Regions from separate parts of the Mus musculus genome. Here regions 2 and 3 are each linked to region 1. Evidence: chromatin loops called from intact Hi-C (ENCODE). Cell type or tissue: left cerebral cortex. All regions are shown on one strand.

Evidence for each region. Hi-C counts contacts between places; a loop is a spot of excess contacts. Peaks named below come from ENCODE experiments on the same cell type or tissue, not always from the same donor. Only the 100,000 strongest peaks of a DNase experiment are listed, where the experiment ranks them.
Region 2: it touches region 1 in a loop (3.0-fold over the local background); 2 of 42 quality-filtered maps call a loop at or near these places.
Region 3: a loop joins it to region 1, with 2.4 times the contacts of the local background. A loop is called at or near these places in 13 of 42 quality-filtered maps.

The regions. Positions count from the first base shown.
Region 1 is chr9:94,530,522-94,538,521 of GRCm38, forward strand. Dipk2a (divergent protein kinase domain 2A) reads right to left here and starts at 7,560. Exons shown (of 3, transcript NM_001033145.2): 1 at 6,698-7,560. The coding sequence starts at 7,354. In left cerebral cortex, CTCF peaks have their summits at 4,437 (motif pointing left), 6,706 and 7,970; DNase peaks (open chromatin) are centred at 3,342, 4,474, 5,014, 6,709 and 3 more places; H3K4me3 peaks cover 5,140 bases; H3K27ac peaks cover 2,731 bases.
Region 2 is chr9:94,721,827-94,729,826 of GRCm38, forward strand. All of the region lies in intron 4 of Slc9a9 (solute carrier family 9 (sodium/hydrogen exchanger), member 9), which reads left to right. Among named protein-coding and RNA genes, the nearest start is that of Mir7656, 26 kb to the right of the region's middle. In left cerebral cortex, a CTCF peak has its summit at 5,862 (motif pointing left); DNase peaks (open chromatin) are centred at 3,136, 3,492 and 5,796.
Region 3 is chr9:94,609,754-94,617,753 of GRCm38, forward strand. No RefSeq gene overlaps it. Among named protein-coding and RNA genes, the nearest start is that of Gm39404, 29 kb to the left of the region's middle. In left cerebral cortex, a CTCF peak has its summit at 4,334; DNase peaks (open chromatin) are centred at 1,051, 1,356 and 4,321.

The DNA of each region.
Region 1 (8,000 bases):
CCTGATTTTTTTTACCACCAGAGAGCTTCCTTGTCCTCTTCATTGACTGTTAAAACTCAAACTTAGCTTGTTCTGTGTGCCACCTAATCTTAAAGCTGAAGCTATGCAAACTGTGTCTTGAACGTGAGTCACCTCTGATGGAACCCAAAGGTGGATACAACAGTGGCTGGCAGCATTCAGCAATGGCATCGTAACTCTGATGTCTCCTCTATTTTACATCGTTCAGCAATGCCAATGTACTGAATAAAATTATAACTAATGATTTACCAAGAAAAATAAGTATTTTTTTTGTATTTATAGTACTTATTCTACTTCATTTACTTCATATGGGACAAATGTCTAACCCCCTTTAAATGATTACCCCCAGTAAACTAAAACCTGAAGTAACAGCTATGTAGATATGTAGGATGTGTGCATGTGTGTGTACATGTGTCTCTGTGTGTGTGTGTGTGTGTGTGTGTGTGTAAAGGAGGTGGCATATGAATATCTGTCATGCAAAGTGTGGAGTAGAGACTGAGGGAATGACCATCTAGAGACTGACTCACCTAGGGTTCCATCCCATTTACAATCACCAAACCCAGACACTGTTGTGGATGCCAACAAGTGCTTGCTGACAGGAGCCTGATATAGCTGTCTCCTGAGAGGCTCTGCCAGTGCCTGACAAATACAGAGGTGGATGCTCACAGCCATCCACTGAACTAAGCATAGGGTCCCCAATGAAGGAGCTAGAGAAAAGACCTAGGGAGCTGAAGGGGTTTGCAGCCCCATAGGAAGAACAACAATATGAACTAACCAGTTATCACACCAGCCCCCCAGAGCTCCCTGGGACTAAACCACCAACCAAAGAGCACACATGGTGGGACTCATGGCTCCAGCTGCATATGCAGCAGAGGATGGCCTTGTCAGGCATCAATGGGAGGAGAGGCCCTTTGTCCTATGAAGACTCTATGCCTCCCTGTGGGGGAATGCCAGGGCCAGGAAGCAGGAGTGGGCAGGAGTGGGTGGATTGGGAGGGGGGAGGAAGTAGGGGGAGGGTGCTTTTTGGAGGGGAAACCAGGAAAGGGGATAACATTTGAAATGTAAATAAAGAAAATATCCAATAAAAATGACTATCTGTCATGGTAAAACCTATGTATTCTGACATATATATCAGCATAACACACTAAAGGCAAAGAGTCTTGCAACCACTGTAGCTATCTGAGAACTAAAAAGCTTACAAAGAATATTTGTAAAGATTTCTTGTTTATAAACACGGGTGCTTTATACATAATACTTGAGTGTGTTCCATCTCCTTTCATCTTTAAAGCACTAACATCCTCATTCCATTCATTGAACCTGAGTGCTGAAACATTTGAGTGATTTGCCTACATGTCACTGAATAACTTCATGTTATTACAGAATATAAATGGGCCCAATCTGAGGAAAGACCCCACCTTTATACCTCCACCCAGCAAAATCTCACCCCTTCAGTACTCAATCCCCTTTGCTCTCCCCAACCCTCAAAAGAGACATCTAACGTGTGTAACTGCTGTGTGGATCTGTGTGTGTGTGTGTGTGTGTGTGTGTGTGTGTGTATAGGCATGCGTGTCCTGTTTCCTGTGGCCCAAGGTAGTCTCTCCAATATTTTAGTTCAAATGCCTTACAAGACAATTTGCCAAATGAACAAACAAAATTCATTTATTTTGACTGCAAGTCTAATAATAAGCTCTTTAGTATTTCATAGATAACTTCTTCTTTGCAACTTGTGAATTGGATGATTTTAATATATAATTTTTAAAACTTCCCAGAGGCTAGGCTTGGTGGCACATGCCTGTAGCCCTGGGACTTGAGAAGTGAGGCAGAAAGATCAACAGTTCACAGCCCAAACCAAAACTTTCCAAGCTTTATAATGAGGATGGATAATTACCCCCGGCTTAGACTCACTTCACAATGGTTCAACATTCACTGCACATATAAGAAATGTAAGTCTTTACATCCTCAAGGCTATTATTAGTTTTCTATATAGTTGAATGGAAGGTCCAGGAATCAAAGTCAGAAATCTGTGGAACTCAGTAGCAATCAATGACAGTAGTAGGCCAGAGCAGCCACAAGGTTTAAAAAAAAAAAAAAAATTGAACAAAAACCAATCTTACAATCTTCTGGATAACTAACTAGCCACTAAAGCCCAGCCCACAGGAAACAGAATAACCAGCAACAAAGACAAAAAGATCACTATTTCCAGCAACAAGTGTAAGGACCAATTGTAAGGCAGAATAACTAACTACCCCCACCACCCCATGCAGTACAAATATGGAGGCATGCTTCCTTAAGGGTGTCTGTTTCACTGGTTTTCCCAAATAAATAAATAAATAAATAAATAAATAAAATGTCCCTTTAATTTTGGACCTGAGATATACAAAATGTTTTTTGTTATGTCCATTTGTATTTTTATGAGGTTTAGTCAAGTGTCAAACATGTCCATGAAACCTCAAATGCAAACACACACACACACACAAAACATATGATTTTAAGATTACAAAGTGCTCTCCTCGGCACTGCAGGGTATGGAATGCACAGCTGCAGCCCTAGCACTGGAGGCTGAAGCAGGAAGACGAATGCTGAGCACCAAAAAAAAAAAAAAAAAACAAACAAAACAAACAAAAAAAAAAACAACAAAACAAAAACAAAACCAAAGCAACAACCTCTAGTGTGTTTTGAGCCTAAACACAGGAATGCAGTTATTAAATCAGCTGCCAGAGGGAAAAAAGGAAGGAGCCACAGCCCACTGCCTAAAACTTCCAAGGTGAAAACATCCATTCTGAAACTAATGCTAAACAAGACGCTTGGCCCCTTATTTTTCTCTTCCTTAACAGGACTTTTGTTTTGAAATCTGAGTACACATGTGTAAAATTTAGATATTAGAAAAGCTTGAAAGATTGTTTGATCTGGCCTCAAATTCACACCCCAGCAGAGACCTAGCACCCCAGTCTAGTTCTCTTTTAGAAGAGATTAATTAAATCCATTAGTTAAAGCTAAACTTAGAAAACAAACACCAACAAGGAAAAACAGATTTCTCAAATCAAGAATTTGAGAGTCCCCCCAATAGGGCAGAATCAAAGGAACTGATTCAATAGACCTATTTAGGAGAAAATAGTTATTTCATTAAACAACAACAAAAAAATGTTATCCCAACCTTTCTCTCAATGGTCATAATCCTCTTTGTCTAGTTCAAAAAGTTCTTTTTAGCAAGGCACCAAGAGGTACACCGTCCTGAACTCAGGCTGCTGCTAAGAGAAAGCTCTACTCTGTGCTCTCTACGACCTTCCAGTGGCTGTCAGAGCGGATGAGATCAGCAGAGCTGTGGTTCAGTTCAGCCTGTCAGCAGCCACACTCTGTGTGTTTCCGGAATATACCAGGTGATTACAGTCACCCTCTATCCCTACACTAGCATTTACTCTCTGCTGGTCATGCAAACCCCACACAAATGCCCTGTATATAATATTTTGCCTTTTACAAGTAAAAGGAAAGCTTAAAAGCCACAGCAAACAATGATAATTGCATACTATAAAAATTAAGTCCTATTAAATCTATGATTCAGAAAATGGAAGGCAAATATAGTTCAACCAATATATAATACAGCTAAACATATTCTTGGCTCTTCCCCCTAAAACAACCAAGGGTTTTCTTGCCAGTGCTCCTTGGTCAGTCACAGATAGTGGCTGACTTTCAGAATCTCCAGACACTCCCCATCCTGACCTGTTCAAGAACAGGTAGCAAGCACAAACACCAGCAGAGAAGTTACCTTCCAATGTCTACCTTCCATTTTTAATGACCTAAGATTGTTATCACACACACAAAAACCAACAAACCCCACTCTGGGTACTCCTCCTTCCACAGGATGAGGGCCGGCTAGGCATGAGGGATACACCTCTTGATGAGTAAAAATGTAAAGGAAAAAGGTTTCTGACATGATAAAGGTTCTGAGAACTGTCTTGTCCACTGCAGAACAACTTTTCCTAGAAGCCAGACACAGACACGCTCCATAACTGTTAAGACCATTAAACAACAGGAGGGGCTGCACTCTCAGTTTCACACTGCAACACTGACAGCACAACTGCAGTTTAACACACGTGTGTATGCATGTGTAACAGACAGCACCTTCCACTTCCCTGTTCAGGCCATAACAGATATTTCATGTTTTACTGTTTCTTAACATCTAACAGTTAATGAATTAAACTGATCTACATTTTCATCTGTTTCACTAGTACCTTAAACAAAAGGGGATTTTTAAAAAGTAATTAATTACTTAAAAGCATCATTACTCTGTTACTTTTGTGAAGAACAATTTGATAATGGAAATCCACAGGGTTTTTTTTTTCCCCTAAAATTTTAGACAATAGAAAATTTATAAATCTAGTTTGTCATCATCCAGCATCCAAAAATTCATTAGGTGGCTCCCTCTCCTGGAAAAAAGTGAAAGGTGAGTTCAGCTTTAAGTTGTGAAGCACTGGCTCCTTAAAAACACTTTAAAACAATATGAAGCAAAAAAGTAAAGAAGCAACTGTGAGTGGCTTTTCTATTAGTACCAGGACAGCAGGCTTTATAGAAACTGTACCACTAAATGTACAGTTTGCATAGCTAACAAGTAACATACATGATGATCTGATTTACCATACAAAAACAGTATTCTTGATTACAAATCTGGATATACTTTTAACTTACTGATTCACAATCACACCACACATACTTTCAAAATCACTACCAAAGATCAAGTGTTTTTGTAAGGGAAGCATCTACTCAGGAGAATTTTAGGTTAAGCTCCACCTCCTCGGGTTAAGGAAAAAAAAAAAAAAAAAAAAGGCACTGTTCCACTGGTAGTAAAAACTCCAAAGTGTGTCTTTAACAAGTATGTAGCATAATGAAGCATCAGGACTACCCCTGGGAGCTGGGCTGACTAAACTACTGATGCAATTTATGAATGCCTCAATCTAGTAGACATTTTCTCACATTTATCCTGTACTCTACGCAATCATCCACTCAGAAAAATTTAGGCATTAGGCTTCAAATAAAGTGAGAAAAATGTAAAGTCACAACACATTTGACTATCTCAACTGCACAACAGGCTGAAAACGCCAGGAGTGTGAAGACATAAAAACTCCCGGTAAGAGACAGCTTTGTGGTGTGGAAATTACCAGTTTCTCAAGTTCAGATGCCTATGTTTTTAAAGAAGAAAACACAATGTTTAATCTTAATATTAGTTGTTCCTAATGCATCCATACCTAGAATCAACCCTATAAAAATCGCTCAATAGGCACTCAGTATTTAAAATGCAAAAACTGTATATACCTTAAGTTCAGTGCTAAATTTTGGGACCTCAGAGATTTTTGACTATCGACTACAGTCAATTACACTACTAAGTGCTGTCAGTACCTGCTAACATAAATACAGCTTGGAGAGGTGGGGGCTTGTGGGAGTGGGTGGGGGGGGTCATACTTAGAGACTCGCTAATCTAAACTAATGAATAGAATAATCCTGCAAAGTAAGCTTAACTGAATTTACACTGATCAGAGATAAAACAGTACTTATTAAACCATCTGAACTTTAAAATTAACCTATCACATATATCTTAACAGCAACTTGAAATTTTATTAAGGCTCACATTAGAACTTCAGCTGATCAAATACTCGTGTTAAGGATGCTTGGCTGAACTAATCAAGGCTGATTTCTCTTGACTAAGACGCAGAAAACTTGAAAGAAAAAAAAAGCCACCAATAGAGTACATTCCTATTCATACTTTAATCAACAACAGAAACAAGGTCCAAACCCTCTAGCCATTAGTGACATTCTTAGCGGAGAAAGGGCGTGAACTATACAATCAATTACTTGTGGTTAATTTAAACTCACTTTCCCTAGCACTTGACGTTTAGAACTGGTAACTTTTCTTGCAGCCAAGAGAGATCACACACCTACTGGACAATCGCTGCCCAAGGGCACAGCACTTTAGCGGGGGGGGGGGGGGTGTTTGAAACAAATTACTCCAAAAATAAACCGGATTCCTTTCTCTTATCTATTTTCTTCTTGCCGCCACCAGTAAAACGATTCCATTCTATCCTCCTAAAAGGCACGTTTATTTTCGAAATGAAGTCAAGAAAAAGCAAATAAGTCAGTTGGGCTAGAGGCCAAAACCCTTTTCCTTAGATCCTAGCTCCAACCTAAAAAAAAAAAAAAAAAACACTTTAATTCCTTCCTTAACCGGATTACCATATGACTAGGGCAGGCCACAGCATCAGGATGCAAAAGTCCGTCTTGGCCTTTAGCCTTCCCAGCCCAAATCTAACTCTTTCCCCCATTTCCTAGCTTCTAATTCCACGCAAAGCACGAGTCACGAATTAGCTCCCTTCACTTTACCACCACCCCACTCTCTGATCTCATCTTTCCCACCTGGTCCCAGAACTAGCTGATTGACTAACAGGGAGATGATCTAAGAAATAAAACAAAGACAGACTCGGGGAAGTTAGGCTAGCCAGGCGGGACAGCAAAGGACGTGTGCCCAGGGTGCCCAAGTCCTCGGAAAGAGGTACAAGGGCTCGCTATCGCACTGACACTGGCATCCAGACTGGGACGAGCGGGAGGGCGGAAGGAAACTCGCGAAGAGGCATTTTGGGAGAGTTGGGGACGCACTCCCTCTGGCGTCGAAGAGCCCCGCGCCCGCGCCTACCTGTAGCACCAGCGGCTCGGGGTTGAAGGCCAGGGTGAGCAGCAGCTGCATGCGCTCGGAGTCCTTGAGGTTACGCAGCAGGAAACTGCCCGAGTCCTTGGTCTCCGCGTAGCGGCGCACCAGGCGGTCCAGCAGGCGCTGCGAGGGGCAGTGCACCAGGTCCGACCAACCCTCCACCGCCTCCGGCGTGAGCAGCCGCACGTCGCCGTTGAGACGCGCGAACTCGGTGCGGGGCATGGCCTGGAGCAGGTCGCAGCGCGGCCGGCCGGTGGCCCGCTTGCAGATGCTCTGGTCGAGCTGCGCCAGCTCGCGCTGCGAACCCAGGCGCTTGAGCACCACGCGCCGGCGGCCGCCCTCGCGGGGCTCGCCGTACTGCGCGAAGTACACGTTCTTCACGTTGAGGAAGTCCAGCAGGCGCAGGCGGCCCCACGTCTCGAAGCCCACCTGGCCGTTGAGGAAACGGCGGCACCAGCTCGTGCCGAAGCACGCCGGGCACTTATTGAGCTGCAGGAAGCGCCGGTCGGCGAGCTCGTTGCGCTGCCAGGAGGCGAGCAGCGACGGCGAGTGCAGCAGCATCAGCACCAACAGGCTGCCGAGCGCCGCCAGCTTCAGTGCACGGGACAGGCGGCCCAGCTTCAGGGGCACCAGGCGCCACATCCCGCCCGCGCGCGGCAGCGGCCGGGGCCGGGGCGGGCGAGCGCACCCCGCCGGGCCGCCCCACGGCGCCGAGGCCCGCGGCGCAGACGGAGGGCGGCAGCGAAGGAACCCGAGGACGGGCTGCGCCGGCCGAGCGCGGCGACTTCCCGATCGGCTGTCTCCACAACTCCCGGTGCCCTCCTCCGAGCTCCCCGCCCTCCGACTCCGCGGGCGCCGCCTCCTTGCCCGCCAAGTTATAGAGGCGCGGGGAGGGGGGGGGGGAGGAGGGAGCGCGGGAGCCGCGGTCGCGCGCACGCGCACTCCCGCCCGGGACGCTTGAGCTGCGCCTTGCTGGGTCCCGGGCGAGCAGCGCGCGCGGGGGCGAGTGAGGAGTCCCGGACGCCTCACACTCGAGAAGCTACGGTGCGAGGAGGGGAGGAGAGGATGCGGCGGGGCCCCCACGCGCGGGCACGCCCGAGAGCGAGGGGCGGGGCCGGGGGCGGGGCGAGCGCGCCCCCGGGAAGCGTCAGCGCGAGCTCGCGGGGAGGCGGTGGAGAGGGTGGGTGGAGGGCGCGCCCGGGAGGGCGGAGCTCGCCAGCTCCGCCACCGGAGACCTTCAGTAACGGCTACTCTGGGGTGACTGTCGGGCTACACAGGCGCCCCGGAG
Region 2 (8,000 bases), 190 kb after region 1:
TGTGGGAAGTGCTCAACCTGATTTAGCAATTACATTCCGATGTCATTAAATTAAAATGGTCCCAATAAAAGGACTAGGAGTCAATCTTAACTACAGCTCTGAGAGGTTTTACTGGCCTATTTCACTCTTGCCTGCTAATCCTCACTGCATGAGAGGCAGGTAGAAAGCTCATTTTCCATGGGCACCCCACGTGATCAACAGAATAATGACAACTGATGTCATTGCTCAGCGTTGATGAGCAAGTGCCCTCTTGGAGGTCATTGCTATGTGACAGGTATCTCAGGCCTGTGTTTCCAAATGATTCTTAGACCCTTTGCTTTTTGGTTGCATATTCTGCCTTTAAAATGTAAGGATGATTTTGTTCTCTTTGCAAGTTCTGGTACTTTGTGAAACTATTAATCAATTTGGTTTTGTTGGTATACTAAGGATACCATGTCATTTATTTTCTCCCAAGAAAATTCTGTAACATAAAGAGATATTAAGTATAGAGCTGGGTGTGGTAGCCTGTAATCTAGAACTTATGAAGAGTGGAAGACCAGGAGCTCAAGGTCATCTTCAGTTACACATGGAGTCAAAGGCCAGCATGGCCACTTGAGACCTTGTCTCAAAAAACAAAACAAAATCCAAACAAACAAAAAAGAGTTACGAAGTACAGCAATAACTGTTGCTTGCAGCATTAAGCATGTCATGTGTGCCAATCACTGTCTTTAGTAGGGAAGGATCAACTTGCCTGATCCTTCCAGATGTCCATTAAAATAAAACTGCATGTATTGACTTCAATAAAATGTCCCAAATTTGCTGTATCAAACCAGTTTTCTAATTTTTGTTATAATAGCAAGGAACTTAAAACGTATTTTGAGAAATCTTCTAATTCGTTGTATAGACTTGTAACAAACATTTTGTTAAATTATAATAGAAACTTTAGGAATCTCAAGAAGGAATAACCACATAGAGTCTATAAAGCAGATCCTAATATCAACTATGAGCTTCAGTCAGCAATAATGTATCAGTGTCAGGTTAGAAGCTATAACAAGTGGACCAGACAGCACAAGAAGTGAGACTAGACTAAGGGCATGTGATCATACTTAGAATACTTCTTGCTCTACTCTTCTATAAATCTGAAAAAAAGTCTGTTAATTTAGAATAGAATTTCCACATTATAAGTATTTTATATGATCCCAGTGGTAATAGACTGTAACAGATATTTTCCATGGCACCTCCTGTCATGTCCTGGTTGAACATTGGCCCCCTTTTAGGTTCATAAACTCCCCAAAGACATTAGGCTTGTTGTAGCCAAAACAGTTGTCTAATGGTCTTTTCCTACTTCTTCTGTATCTTGGCACTTGGCCTTCTGAGATGAGCACTAGAAGTGGGGCTCTAAGGCTGCTGGGAAAGTCTTGATCTGATTAGCCTCACATCTGTAATGGTCCTCTTCTCGGTCTCTTAGAATGTCTCTTATGAGTACAATGCTTGCACCATAGCCCACACCTAACTTTAGTTCCTCTATGTTAATAAGGAATGGGTATTAGCTCTCTTGAGGCTTTTGCTTCTTCTTAACTATCCAAACTGTCAGAGGCAAGAGATGCCTGAGACTTATCCTATTATATTGCTGACCTTTCATTAACTGTGATTCAGGCCATGTTTTTACAGGTCATATCTTAATTACATTTTTTTTGTGCCATATAACATGACAACAGTCCCTTCCTTCTACACCTCCTGTTGGTATTGCTTCTGAGTCTCGCTGCCAGTTCTCCTTCCAAGCTTACTTGTTCCTATTGATTTCTTATAACTTAGCATTCCATCACCAAACACTCTTCTTCCTAGGCAAACCTCTGGCTTCCTCCACAACAAGATAAATTGCTTACATGATTGTGAAGATGTTGCTGTTAATTTGCAACAAAACAGTAGCCATTGTAGGCTGCAGATTTAAGGCCTCCACAGAAACCAATGACCTGATTATTTCACACTGCACTGCACAGAGCTAAATACAATTACTCCCTTATCCCAGTGGAGAGGAATTAGGAGTGCAGAAAGAGGGGAAACATTATCCTAGGAGAGAGGAATGTACGGAGAAACTCATTTGGAAGAGTGTGAGTATTTACTGTGCATGGTTCAGGCTTTAGGGAGTAATTTCACTTCTCAGTTCTCTGTGTCTAAGGAAAGGCAATTCCATTAAAGGTTAGAAATGCGGTAAAAGGTACTGTTTTCATAACCTCCTGCCCACAGTGTTTCTATGTAGTTCATTATGTTTTCATTTTATAGTGATAAGGAGACTGTCGCAGCAGCATCCATCTACCATACTGATACAAACACCGAGGCTCGATTACTTCCCCAAATGTGAATATTTGTCGGAGGATAACTATTTGCTCAGATTTCTGGATCTCTGAAAATGTTTTTCAAAAGTGGTTAAGGGTCTACCCCACTCTGATTTGTTCTTCAAATCAGTCAATCGAAACAACACCACCACCACCACAAATTGAGACATATGAGACATGTGATAAATAACATAATCACACATGTAGTATATGCACCCATGTCACATATGCAGTATATGCACCCATGTACAGCTTTATTCACCCAGCTCTTTCAACCTCAATGAGATTTTAACCTATTCTTTTCATTTGCTTATCATGCAAGCTATGATTTAAATTTCTCCTCAAAGATGTCTGTCTATAAATGATAAAGTTGTTCAGAGCCTGGAGGTAAAACTTCATGTTACTAAATGTCTAGCACCAGTAATGGCACCGTGTTCTCAAATATTTCAAAAACCGAGTTTAGGTCCCCTAGAGGAAATACATACACAGAGCATGCAGGTTGGCTAGCATGAACTTGCTCAATTACAGCCCACACTACATGTTTCAGGAGCTGTGTCTCTAAGTTCTTCTTAGACTCAGATGATCTGCTGCTTCCACTGACCTGTAGTTTAGCTTGGCTCTTTCCATTGAATTTGTAGGGAGCGAGAAATTGATATTCCTGTTGGAAAAAATACAACTCACCCAAATGTTTTTCTCCTATTCCTTCTAAATTTAACTATTTTTCCATCTATCATATTAGGAAAATACAACTACTTTTAAAGTATCTGCTTCTAAGGTTGCCAAATAATTTCCACCCACGTCCCTCTTCCTCCCTCTAGGCTTCCAGTAGAATCAGTTACAAGAAATATGCTTAGCTAACACACTATCCTTCCAAAACATATGCTTTGATTCCATTCTTTCCACGTTGAAAATTTCCTATATTCTGGAAGAATTGAAACATTATTTTTGTTTTAAATTTCCATAAAATTAAAGAGACATAGTCTAACGTTGAGTTGCTCATAGTTATTTAAACATGTTGAAGAATTTTTGAATAGTGTTAATATTCTTCATGCGATGTAATTATGGCCATGTATGCGATGTAACTTGTCAAAGCCATGTTAGAATCATACTGGAAGAGGATGTGTTAGGATCATACTGGAAGGAGACTGGCTCTTGGCTCAGTGTCATCTGCCTGGTGGGTGAGATGAGAGCTCTCATACACAGAGGAGACAGACTCGCTGTAAAACTGAACACCAGCATCAAGGAATATTCATGAGGACTTGGAAAGAATACTCCTTTGTCTGTTAAGTCTGACAAAAATTGGATCATTTTACTTAATACAAAAATGTTAACTATAGACCTAAACCTATAGTCATATAAATGTGTGAATCGGAGGCAGGAGAATCACTACGAGTTTAAGGCCATCTGGGCTACATAGTGAGTTTAAGATCAGCTTTGTAACATAACAAAACCCTCAAAAACACCCCCTAGCCAAACGCCCTCTATTCAGCAATAGTTTATAGATAAATTAGTGCAATAATTTATAGATAATATTAGCTGAATTAACTAGTTAATCCTCCCTCTCAGAGCTTGAAAAGGGCACAAGAGGGTTGACTCAACGCTCCTCTTTGTGAGGTCATTCAAGAAGAAAAAAAATACAGAAACATTTTTTAGATAATAGTTTAGAAAATAGCTTTTGGTTTTAAGCTGAATAATTGTTAAGAGATCTGATAATTAATTTCTCAAGATAAATTTTAACTTCATCAAACATCATCAAAAAGCACCTAAAATATATATATTTTTTAAAAATGGTATTTTTCAAAATAATTTTTAAAATTATTTTATTTTGTGTAATAGTATTTTCCCTATGTGTATGTCTGTGCACCACTTGCATGCCTTGTAGCCACGGAGACCAGAAGAGGGCACTGGATCCCCTAGAACTGGTGTTCTATTCAGCCATGAGCCATAGTGTAGGTACTGGGAGTTGAACCCTGGTCCTTTGTGAGAGCAGCAAACATTTAGCCATAGAGTTGCCTTTGTAGCTCTAGCTTTTTTTTTTTTTCCTAAAACAGACTCTTGGGTAAGTTTTTTTGATTCCAATTTTCTTTTACTGGACTGAGAAAGAGAGAGGCCTTTGGATACTTAGCTGATTTTCTCCATAACTTGATTTTTTTCCCCCAGTTGATTGTGTGCTTAAGGCAGCTAAATTTCAAGAAACTCTTGATTGTTTGTGTTGAAATGAAAAGGTTATTCTCCAGAAAAAGCCAGAAGGGCTCTGACCTCAGTTTTGTGTATTTTTCACCCTGACTATGGTGAGTTCTTTGACTCTATGAGAATAAATTCCACACTAAGAAAAGTGCCCTGAAGTGAGTTTGCAGAGTTCTTATGGTGAGAAGTCTTAAGTTGTACAACCTCTCTCAAATCAGAAACATCTGTTGGGATATGTTCTCCTCCATCGAAACAATGTTCTTAGCTTAGTTATACAAAACCTGGATAGAACACTGCTCGTGATACGTTATAGGCTAAAAATATTCTTATCTAGAAAAGAAATACCCTTTTATAAATTCCGATTTTTTGACATCAAATACTATTTGAGTCTTCTATTTTGATTTATAGTTTAATCTTTTTTCTCTAATAAGACAGCTTCAAAAAACCACGAGCTTGTAAAGAAGTTTATTGAGAAAAGTAGCTTTTAGACTAAGGTTTGACTGTATAATGCTTTAGAATTTGCCCTCCCTTTCATTTAGATTTAATGATTTTTGTACAGTGGTCACTTCATTGTATAAGTCCACTAAATCAGAATCAAGAAAACATACTAGAGATAAATGTTTTACACACAATTTATTTTGAGGAGGTGGGTAATGATTTTACCCAAGGATGGAGAGTTATGTTAGCAATTTTCCTTCTGCAGATGTAAATGGCAGAGTATTAGAAATCCTGTCCCTAACTTAAGCCAACACACATTTGTAGAAAGTGATAGGAAATCGGTCCGGTGCCCCCAGACTTCAGATTTGAAGAACAGATATTTAAATTTTGAGGGTAATGTATTTTGTTTGGAATATAGAAGAGTGTTACATTCTCTCAGCATTCCAAGGATTTGCATACAGACTAGATTCAGAGCGCAACACAACCTGGTAAATCTAGAATATACTTTTATGTCCCCAAACCTGCTCAGAGTCAGAGCTGATTTTGAATGTGCTTAGAGACATCGTCATGTGTTATTCCAAATTCAGATCTCAAAATCGTTTTAAGGTTCTCATTGCTTTGCCTGCTGAGGCGAAGAGGAAGAGGTGGCTCTTTTAAAAGCCTGTTTTAACAAGCAGGTGTGAGATGTCATTTTGGTAAAATTACTTGTGGATTTCAGAGTCAGCCAAACCCTAAACATGAAGGATAGAGTTTGGGTTATATTAAAATGGACGCTGACGATGGATGGGACGACTGTCACCATGAAGAAAGCTGCTGATTTTCCTCTCTAAAACATACAAAATGAGACAACTGTGCAAGGTAAATGGCCCGACCTCCAGGGCTGAGCAGCCATCAGCTTTTGCATCCTGCCCTCTGGTGGGAAACTTTATAAATAGCAACCTCTATAGCTCCACATTTATTTGATAAAACTTTCTGTATAATCAAGCTTCGGCTTTTGGCAAAATACATGGCAAGAATCAATTAATCCAAACACCAAATTTTATCTGCAAATGATAAATGACTCAGTGAGCTTGAAAGAATTTAATTATTCATTATCAAGTTCTCCAGCGTTTCCGGGAAGGTATTAATTATTGACTACCTACTAAGTGCTAATACTACAAAAGCATCATTTCATTAAATTCCATCAACTATGAGTTTAGACTGAGACATTTCTCCTTCATTATCCCTGTAGCTTTAGCATCTTCCCAGGCGAGCTGAAATCCATCTACACACAGCAGACAGTTGCATTCATAGTCACTAAGTACATCTTTTCTTATCCTTCCTTAAAGAGGGACCTGTGAGGAGCAGTGTCAGCAGGGTTGGGCCCCTCCTTGTTAGAACATGGTCCTGCAATCCGGGATTCATCTCAAAGTTAGCCCTGAGAATGGAGGCAGGACTGTGAGGAGAATAGTCACAATGTTTCTGTAGTCAGGCAGCAGAGAGTGGGCTTCAAACTACATGGACTACCTGTAGTGACCCACTCCTCTAAATAAGGCTTTACCCTCTTCCTCCTCCTCCTTCTCCTCCTCCTCCTCTTCTTCTTCTTCTTCTTCTTCTTCTTCTTCTTCTTCTTCTTCTTCTTCTTCTTCTTCTTCTTCTTCTTCCTTCTTCTTCCTTCTTCTTCCTTCTTCTTCTTCTTCTTCTTCTTCTTCTTCTTCTTCTTCTTCTTCTTCTTCTTCTTCTTCTTCTTCTTCTTCTTCTTCTTCTTCTTCTTCCTTGTTATTAATTATTTTATTTATTTTCATTTCAAACATTGCACCCCCAATCTTGGTACCCCATCACAGAATTCTTCCCCCAACCCCTCCCTTTCACCTCTGAGAGGGTACCTCCTCTGTATCTCCATACCCTTGAGCATCAAGTCTCTACAGGATTAGGCACATCCTCTCCCACTAAGACCAGACAAGGCAGCCCTCTGTTACATATTTACCAGGGGCCTCAGACTAGCCTATGTATGCTCTTTAGTTGGCAGCTCAGTCTCTGGAGTCCCCAGGGGTCCACTTTAGCTAACACTGTTGACAGATGCAGATAGTCACAGCCAAGCATTGGATACAGAATGAGGACCCTTATGGAAGGGTTAGGATAAGGATTAAAGGAACTGAAGGGGATGGCAAACCCATAGGAGGCTCTACCTTCTATAGCAGTTCTCAACCTGTGGATCATGACTCCCACAAAGGGTCACATATCAACTATTGTGCATATCAAATATTTACATTAGGATTCATAACAGCAGCAGAATTATAGTTATGAAGTAGCAATAAAATAATTTTATGGTTGGGGGGTCATCACAACATGAGGAACTGTGTTAAAGGGCTCTAACATTAGGAAGGCTGAAAACCACTGTTCTAAAGGATCTATAACCTTTCCAAATAGAGCAGCTGAAGACCCAGTGTTCAAACACATGGGTCCCAACAAGTTGCTATACCAGTGAGGCACTTGAAAAGCTGGGGAGGAAGCTGAGAAGTCTTAGAAGGGCAGGAAGCACACTGGAACATTTTAACCAAGTTTCTGGGATACTGTCAGATCAATCCAAAAGGCTCAGCTTGGGCATCCCGAATAGAATATGTATATGTATATGTATATGTATATGTATATGTATATGTATATGTATATGTATATGTATATGTATATGTATATGTATATGTATATGTATATGTATATGTATATGTATATGTATACACACACATATATATACATATGTATATATATGTATATGTGTATGTATGTATATAGTCTCTACAATTACAGTTGAACTTCTGGCCTTGCTTTTTGAAGAAATATTACCTTTTTCCTTGTTTTAATATATGTAACATGATGTACCTAGTCAGAGAAGAACAAGTACATGTCAACAATTATTATATATGTGATATAGCCTATCATACTTCACATATATGAACCCATACAGTCCTCACACACACAAAATAGATAATACCTTGCTCTCAATTTACAATGACAAGACAGAAACTCAGAAAGAAGAGAGACCTTGCTGAAGGTCACATGGCAATTGTGAAGAGCTGGGATCTA
Region 3 (8,000 bases), 79 kb after region 1:
CTAAAGGTATTACTTAATAGTCTCTCTAGACTAAGCAAGCTGTAACAACAACTCACACCATGTAATATGTGGTATCACACTGTCCCTCCTGGTCTATCTAGCATTCAGAGACAAACAACGTACAAGTGTAATACTGTGGTTTTTATTTGGCTATATCTCTAGAAATTTACATCTTTAAAATCAAAAGGATCTAGCAGAAGTTATGAATGTTAAGTAGTATTGAGATTTATGGTAATCGCCTTGTGCTATTATAACAAACACCACAGTCCAAGCGGCTTAAATGAGGCAAGTTAATTTTCTTGCAGCTCTGGAGGAACGGAAGTATATGATTAAGGTGCCAAATGGTGCGATTCCTGGTGAAAGCATTCTTCCTCCTGACTTACCTTCTTGCTCTGTCATCTTAAAATGTTTTTATTGGCATATAGATTAATTATACAAAATAATAAGTTTTGCTCTGCAGTTTTAACAGATGTGTATAATGTACTTTAAATTGTCCCCTCCTTTCAGAACCCTCCCTTGATCTCTGCTCCCGTTGCTCCCCCTCTTCTTGCTATGCCCTCTTATAAGGACACTAATCCTATAAGATTAGGGCCTCACACTCACAAGCTCATTCACTGTAACTACACTTCAAAAACATTATTTCCAGAAGCAGCCAGTCATGTTTCGGTTTGGGATTTTGATATATAAATTTGGAGATGAGTTATACCTATAACAGCTCTCTTTCTTAAATTATAGATTATATTTCTATCAAAGATTTTTAAGTAGGAAGAAAGACCAGACAAAAGCCTAGACAAAGGGAGGAATTCTTTTCAAGATGTGAAACACAAGCCTTAGTATCATAATGTTTTAATCCAGGAAAAATGAGTTGCCCTTATTTGTGCACTCTCTTTTGTGTGTGTGTGTGTGCTATGAACAACTATTAAATATGAAGCGTCTCCCAGCAAACTGCCTCTCACAGAGGTGTGAACTAGCATCTTTGTCACAAGTTCCCACAGATTTCTCTACTGATTGGTATTGTTATAGCAACCAGAGTGCCACGGGAAGTTGTCATGGGCATGATAATCATGAAACATCACTATGGCAACAGAAACCTCTGGAAAGTAAAAAAAAAAAAAAAAAACAAACTTAGACTGTCAATTGGTATCAAAGAGGGTTACCCAGGGAAAAAATAGGTGGAGGCAGAAATAAAGGGTCAGAGCAAAAAGGAATGATTATATAGAAACTGAACAAGCAATGGAGAAAGAAAACAGTAACCAAACAGAGGGTGAAGCTATGGCTCACACAGGAAAGCGGGAGGCAGGAGGGAGCACATGAGCCCCAGCAGTGGGCATGCTCCCAGAAGCAGTGCGCATGCTCTGCATGCAATGCAGAACCCCGGGGGAGACATGACTGGATGCCAAGGTCTGGACTGGAATTGACCAGGTGCTGATTTTCATACTGGAGGAAGATTTTGAATGAGCCACAATTTAGTGAGACAGCCTAAATCAATTTGTGGAGTGCTTTTGGCAAGACATCCTGCTGACTAGGAATTCTTATAATATCTGGTGTTCAGAGGCACCACATTTGAATATGGCTTTTCTTTATTGGACATCGAGATTGCTTCAGACAAAGGCACAGTGCCATTTGCTCCATTATAAATATATATTTCCTTCATTACAGAAGCTTAATGGCCTTTTTTTCCACCATGAGGGAATTAAGGTAATTCTTTAATACTCTTAAAGAGTAAGTGGCAATGTCACTTGGAATAAAGCATTTTCACTTAATATTTTCTGTGTTCTATTATCAATCAGGATTGAAGTTTTTATGGCCCAATATTAACTTTTAGTGAAGGGACTATATATATATATATATAATCATATATATATGGAATACATATATATGATATATATATGAAATCAAAAGGGGCCAGTAAGATGTTTAATTGTTTTCTAGAATTAAATGATGCTTCAAACATAACAGAATAAAGACTGAAAAATGGAAGCAGAAAAGGAGATACATAATGGTGGATATCATAAAGAAGCAAAGCAAAAGAATAACAAAAGCTTGAGATGAAAGTACAGAAATCAAACCAGCAGTCCGGGTACTTGCAGAAGTATGGTTTTAGGAATTTTAACAGAACATTTGTTTTTTTATTTCTTTTCCCCTTAATTTACTAATTTATTAATTATTAACTTTACATCACTATTGCAACCCTATCTCCCTCCTTTCCTCCCAGTTCTACACCTTCACACCTCCTTCTCACCATTACCACAACTCCACTTCTCCTTTGTGAAGGAAAAGTCCCCATGGGTACCAATCCTTCCTGGCTCATGAAGTCACAATAGGACTAAGCACTTCTTCTCCCACCGAGGCCAGAGAAGGCAGTCTGGCTAGGAGGAAAGGGATCCAAAGGGAGGCAATAGAGTCAGTCAGTCCGCTTTCCAACTTTAACATTGTCTTAGTCAGGGTTTCTATTCCTGCACAAACATCATGACCAAGAAGCAAGTTGAGGAGGAAAGGGTTTATTCGGCTTACACTTCCATACTGCTGTTCATCACCAAAAGAAGTCAGGACTGGAACTCAAGCAGGTCAGAAAGCAGGAGCTGATGCAGAGGCCATGGAGGGATGTTCTTTACTGGCTTGCCTTCCCTGGCTTGCTCAGCCTGCTCTCTTATAGAACCCAAGACTACCAGCCCAGAGGTGGTCCCACCCACAAGGGGCCTTTCCCCTTTAACTGAGAAAATGCCTTACAGCTGGATCTCATGGAGACATTTCCTCAACTGAAGCTCCTTTCTCTGTGATAACTCCAGCTGTGTCAAGTTGACACAAAACTAGCCAGTACAAACATCGTTTAATTTGTAAGTGATGTCTGTTTCACCTGGGCAGTACATTTTAGTTGATAGCATTCTAAGGGGATGACCTTATACTTACTACATAGCTAGAGATGACCTTGATCTTTGGTCTTTAGAGGTTGAGTAAACCAGTTGACAGCAAGAATAAAGAGGAAGGCAAACATGGTTTTAGCCCCGAGGTTCTGCCCACTGTGACCACCAGAATTATAGGTCATCCATCCCCCTTCAGGATCCCTCTCAGGAGCGTGAACACCCATCAATCACTACTCCTCTTTCTTCAAGCTCATAAACAAAAACCAGTGCAAAGGTTCTTGATGCCTAACCTTCACTTCAAACAAGGCAAGGCTTCTGTTGGATAGTACACCAAGGTTCCAACTCTGCCTGTTTAATGCTCACACACACACACACACACACACACACACACACTAAGCATTAGTTGGCTAGGTGGTGGTTTGAATAAGAATGGCCCTATATTTTATAGGCTATATTGCCTATATTTTATAGGCTCATATATTGGAATATGTGGTCCAAGGTTGGCGGGGCTGCTTGGGAAGGATTATGAGGTGTGACGTGGTTGGAGAAAGTATGTCACTGGGGACTTTGAGATATCAAAAGGACTCCCACCGGTACCAGAACGCATGATCTACCCCATCCTTGTTATTGTTGTCATTCAAGACAGTAGCTCTCAGTTGTTCCTTTGTTCCACTGCCATAGACTCTAATTCTCCGAAACCTTAAGCCAAATTAAATACTTTCTTTTTAAAGTTGCATTTGTCATGGTGTTGGATCACAGCAATAGAAAAGTAGCTGAAGCAGTTGGAAAACACATATTAAAGTCTATGAAAGAAGCTGGGCGTGGTGATACATTCCAGTAATCCCAGTATTTATGAAGGAGAATTGGGAGTTAGGGTCATCCTCACCTAAATGGCCATATTGAGCTACATTAGACCCTATCTCAAGATGAAATAAAATAAAATAAAATAGTATAACATAAAATAAAAAATATCCAGGCATATTGCTTCATGCCTATTGTCCTAGCACTTGTAGGTAGAGACAAGACAATCTACAGTTCAAGGTCAGCTTGATCTTTATAGTAAGACTCTGTCTCATAATAATAATGATAATGATAATAATAATAATAGTTAATGAAATACATACCCATCTGCCAGAATATCCAGTATCCCAGGTAAATAAAGGAAGTAAACAAAGGAAATTAAAGAATCGTGTTTAGAAGTCAAGACAGGTGTTAAACTCACTGTGTAAAGACGGAAAAGTGTGGATTCTAAGCATTTTACTAGATGAGTAGCACACACTGAACAAACATGCTTATCAGCTGGATCGTGAGTGTGATGTTGCACTCTATCTTTCCTGTGGCTTTCTAATTCTATAAGAGAAGAAGGTTGACGTCTTTTACTCAGGCATCCATTTACATGGCACTGAGGATAAGAGAGATGGAGAGAATGCAGATGTCAGGCATGCTTGGTACCATGTGCAGAGAGAGACCCCTGCTGGAACATTTTTATCTCTGTAGTTGAGAAAGTCTAAATCAACCCCCGGAGACTGTAGGATAAAAGAGATAGCCATGACTCTGCAGGTTTTAAGTCTGAACATTTTTTTTTGTCCCATGATAGAAAATATTTAACTTCACACACACACACACACACACACACACACACACACACACAAACACACACATCTTTAACAAGGCAGGACTTAGAGATTTCAGGTTTTGGTTTTTATTTCCTTTTTGATCTCCCCGCTTGAGAAACAAAACAGAAGGATCTGACTTTAACGTCCCAGCCCGAGCTACTATTTCTCTGGTGGGATGCCACAGCCCCTCCCCTCATTTCCTAAGCACTGTTGTCAAGCTTGGCTATTCTTCAGCACTGTGTGGGAGTATGCCCCTGGAGGTGGCTATGGACTCCATTGTGGACTAGTGTCACTTAGCCACATTTGCCATGGTGAGATCAGATGAATTCTAATGGTCTGTATCCTACAACTGACCTTACTAGGATCCTCTGAGGGATGCTGTTGGAATTTGGAGTTATACATTATGAGAGCTGAGTTTCCAGGCAGTCAGGCCCTGGAATAAAGAGCTCCTTACCAAAACACTGACCCGAGAGACCTTACTAGAGTTAGTGATAGATATAGAGTATGTTACCCAGCATGCAGTGGGAAGTGATGCTAGACCAGATCCTGCTCGGGCTCTCCAGCTTTGGTAAAGTGTTTGCCACGGATTCCTTAGGCAGAAGGCATGCACAGCATATTGGAATGTAATTTGACTTGCCTCTATCCCTGCACTTTCTGTTTCCCAAGTAAAATGCTATTTAAAAAAAAAAAAAAAGTCCTCTTTTCCCTTACCCAGAATGCTACATGTTCACATTCCTTCCTCCTTCACTTGGACCACACTTAAATCACTAGGTTCTACTAATGACTGGTTCTGGTTTTATATACTTGCGATTTCTTCATTTGCTTGCTTATATTTTATTGAAATATAACAAATCTACATGTATGAGAGATATATATGTGATATTTTGATGCATGCATTCAAGCTACAATGACAGGCATAATCATATTTCTATCACTTTGAACACTTATTATTTCTCTGTGCTGTCGTCATCCAAAGCCCCCTTTTCTAGCTACTTTAAAGCTGTCCTACATTTACCCCACTACGCAATAGGACACTAGAATTCTCTCTCCCTTCTGTACTCGGGTACTCATTATCCACCCTATCTCCACCCCTCACCCTGTCCTCACTTCGTGACATGCTGTGCGTTCTTTCTTCCTAGCTTCCGGAGTATGCCGGGGTGACCAGTGATGGCTGCCAAAACTTTCCACTGGACAACTGCACTTATCTAAGGATTGCCATATCTAGCATGAAAATATTCCATGTCCGTTGTTGGTGCATTTGAGGCTGAAATTCCAAAAATAGCACGGAAGGCCCTTCCTCATATTCTAAATACTTCTTGGCTTTCTAGTTCCCTCTCGTGGTAACCGTTTTTTTACTTTCTGTTGCCCCGATCTTCACAGCTGTTGAGGGTGTTTGTCTATTTCCACAGGAATACACATCACTTGATCCTGACAACAGTTGTAACTCCTTCTTTTTGGTCTCTTTTTCTAATCCTGCACATCCAACCCCAAATGAAAAGAAAGCACCATGCTCTTTTTGACATTATATCTCTTTTATAACCATCAGTTTGTACTTTTAGGAGGCCTTGTTGTTTACCTTCCACCTTCTCCAGGCTGAAAAGTCTATGTTAATTCTCCTCTCAGTAATATACATAGTACTGCTTAGCCTGGGACTTAATTTCCATCAATTGGACGTTAAATAGTTGATAAATGTGTGGTCAGGGCCTTTAAGACTGAACCCTAATGACTCAGAAAAAGCAATTATTGGCAATGTAGATACCCTGCTGTCTCAGGTACCAGCCAGATTGAATTGATTTTATAAAAACTGTATCAGTGCACCAACTGTTTTTGCAAAGGTGAAGGTTAGTACAGTTCCATCATGGTGAAGCTGGGCCCCACAGAACCAAACTGAGCTGAGCTTCTATACACAATAGGTGGTCTTCATTTCAGGCGGAGTCGTGATGTTTACAGAGATTATCACAGCGTCCAAGAGGCACTGGGTTGGAGGTAGATTGAGCTAAGGAATTAGAGGTCTGTTCCTTCGACATGGTCAGAGGTACTCAGCTGGGCAACAGAGTCACCTCCGAGATGTGACTCATCCAAGGAAAGCAGAGACTCCTGATGCACTGAAGACCTTTCCTTTTCCCTTTCTATGCTGCAATCTAGGCCCCATGATGTGAGAGATCTGGGCATGTTTGTTTGTTTTTCTTGTTTTGTTTTTTAATTAATATATAAGAACTCCAAGGCTGGAGAAATGGCTCAGCAGTTAAGAGCCCTACTGCTCTTGTATAGGACCTGAGCTCAGTTCTCAGCACCCATGACAGGTGGCTCACAGCTGCCTGGAACTCCAGCTTCAAGGGAATTCAATGTCTTGGGCCTCTGAGGGTTCCTGAACTCATGTGCACACATCCCCCTCCAAAACACACACACACACACACACACACACACACACACGGGCACACGGGCACACGGGCACACGGGCACACGGGCACACACAGGCACACAGGCACATGCATACATCTAATACAAACTTGAAAGCATAGTTCTACATATCCATGGTTTTTTTTTTTTTGCTTATTTTTGTTGTTTTTTTTTGGGGGGGGGGTTGTTTGTTTGTTTGTTTTTTGGTTTCTCTGTGTAGCCCTGGCTGTCCTGGAACTCACTCTTTAGACCAGGCTGGCCTCGAACTCAGAAATCCGCCTGCCTCTGCCTCCCGAGTGCTGGGATTAAAGCATGATCTTTTGACACACACAGCATAGAACCATCATGTCAAGATAATTAGCTTTCCCACCATTTATCTGGGCATTTGTGAGCGATAGACAGACCTGCCATTAGATCTTACAGCGTCTGCGTACAAACAGACTTGTCCATTCTCCAGTACCCTTCACTCGCATTTGCAAGGAAACTGACTGACTAAACTGAGTTTTTAAACACAAGACCCTTCACTCTGACTGGTCAGAAAAGTTGTGACAGTAAATAGAATGGTTTTCTCTTACATCATAAAAACCTACGTAGCTGTACTGGACCTCCAGATTGGGGAGAGACCAGATGCCATGGGGATCCCCCAATGTTTGAGTGAGAACTGCCTAATGTGGGCAGTGGGGGAGGGGGGTGCTGCAGGAAGCATTATCATTTCTGCTTTCATAAAAGATGTTACCCAACAATTTATACATTGTGCACATAGTCAGCAGAAAATGCTACAAAACTCTATCCAGTTATAGTCCTCTTTGAGGCCAGCCTAAGACTTTCCCCAGACACTGCATTAAAAGGCTGGAAGCCCCATTACCTGACTGTTGCATAGCATCACATCCTACCTACGTCTGAATGACGTAGGGTAGCCAGTGTTCACTGTTTGTATTGGAAACTAGTTTCTTCAACTTTGGAGGCAGCAAAGAACTGGAATGTTAATGACGGACAAGTGTGAGAACTGCCTGTTGACCTGTGGACAGAAATACACAGGAGAATTGAACTCTGTCAGGGACTGGGAGGATAGGAAGGGCAAGTCAACCTGGGGCATCTGGCCTAATAGGGTAAACAGGAA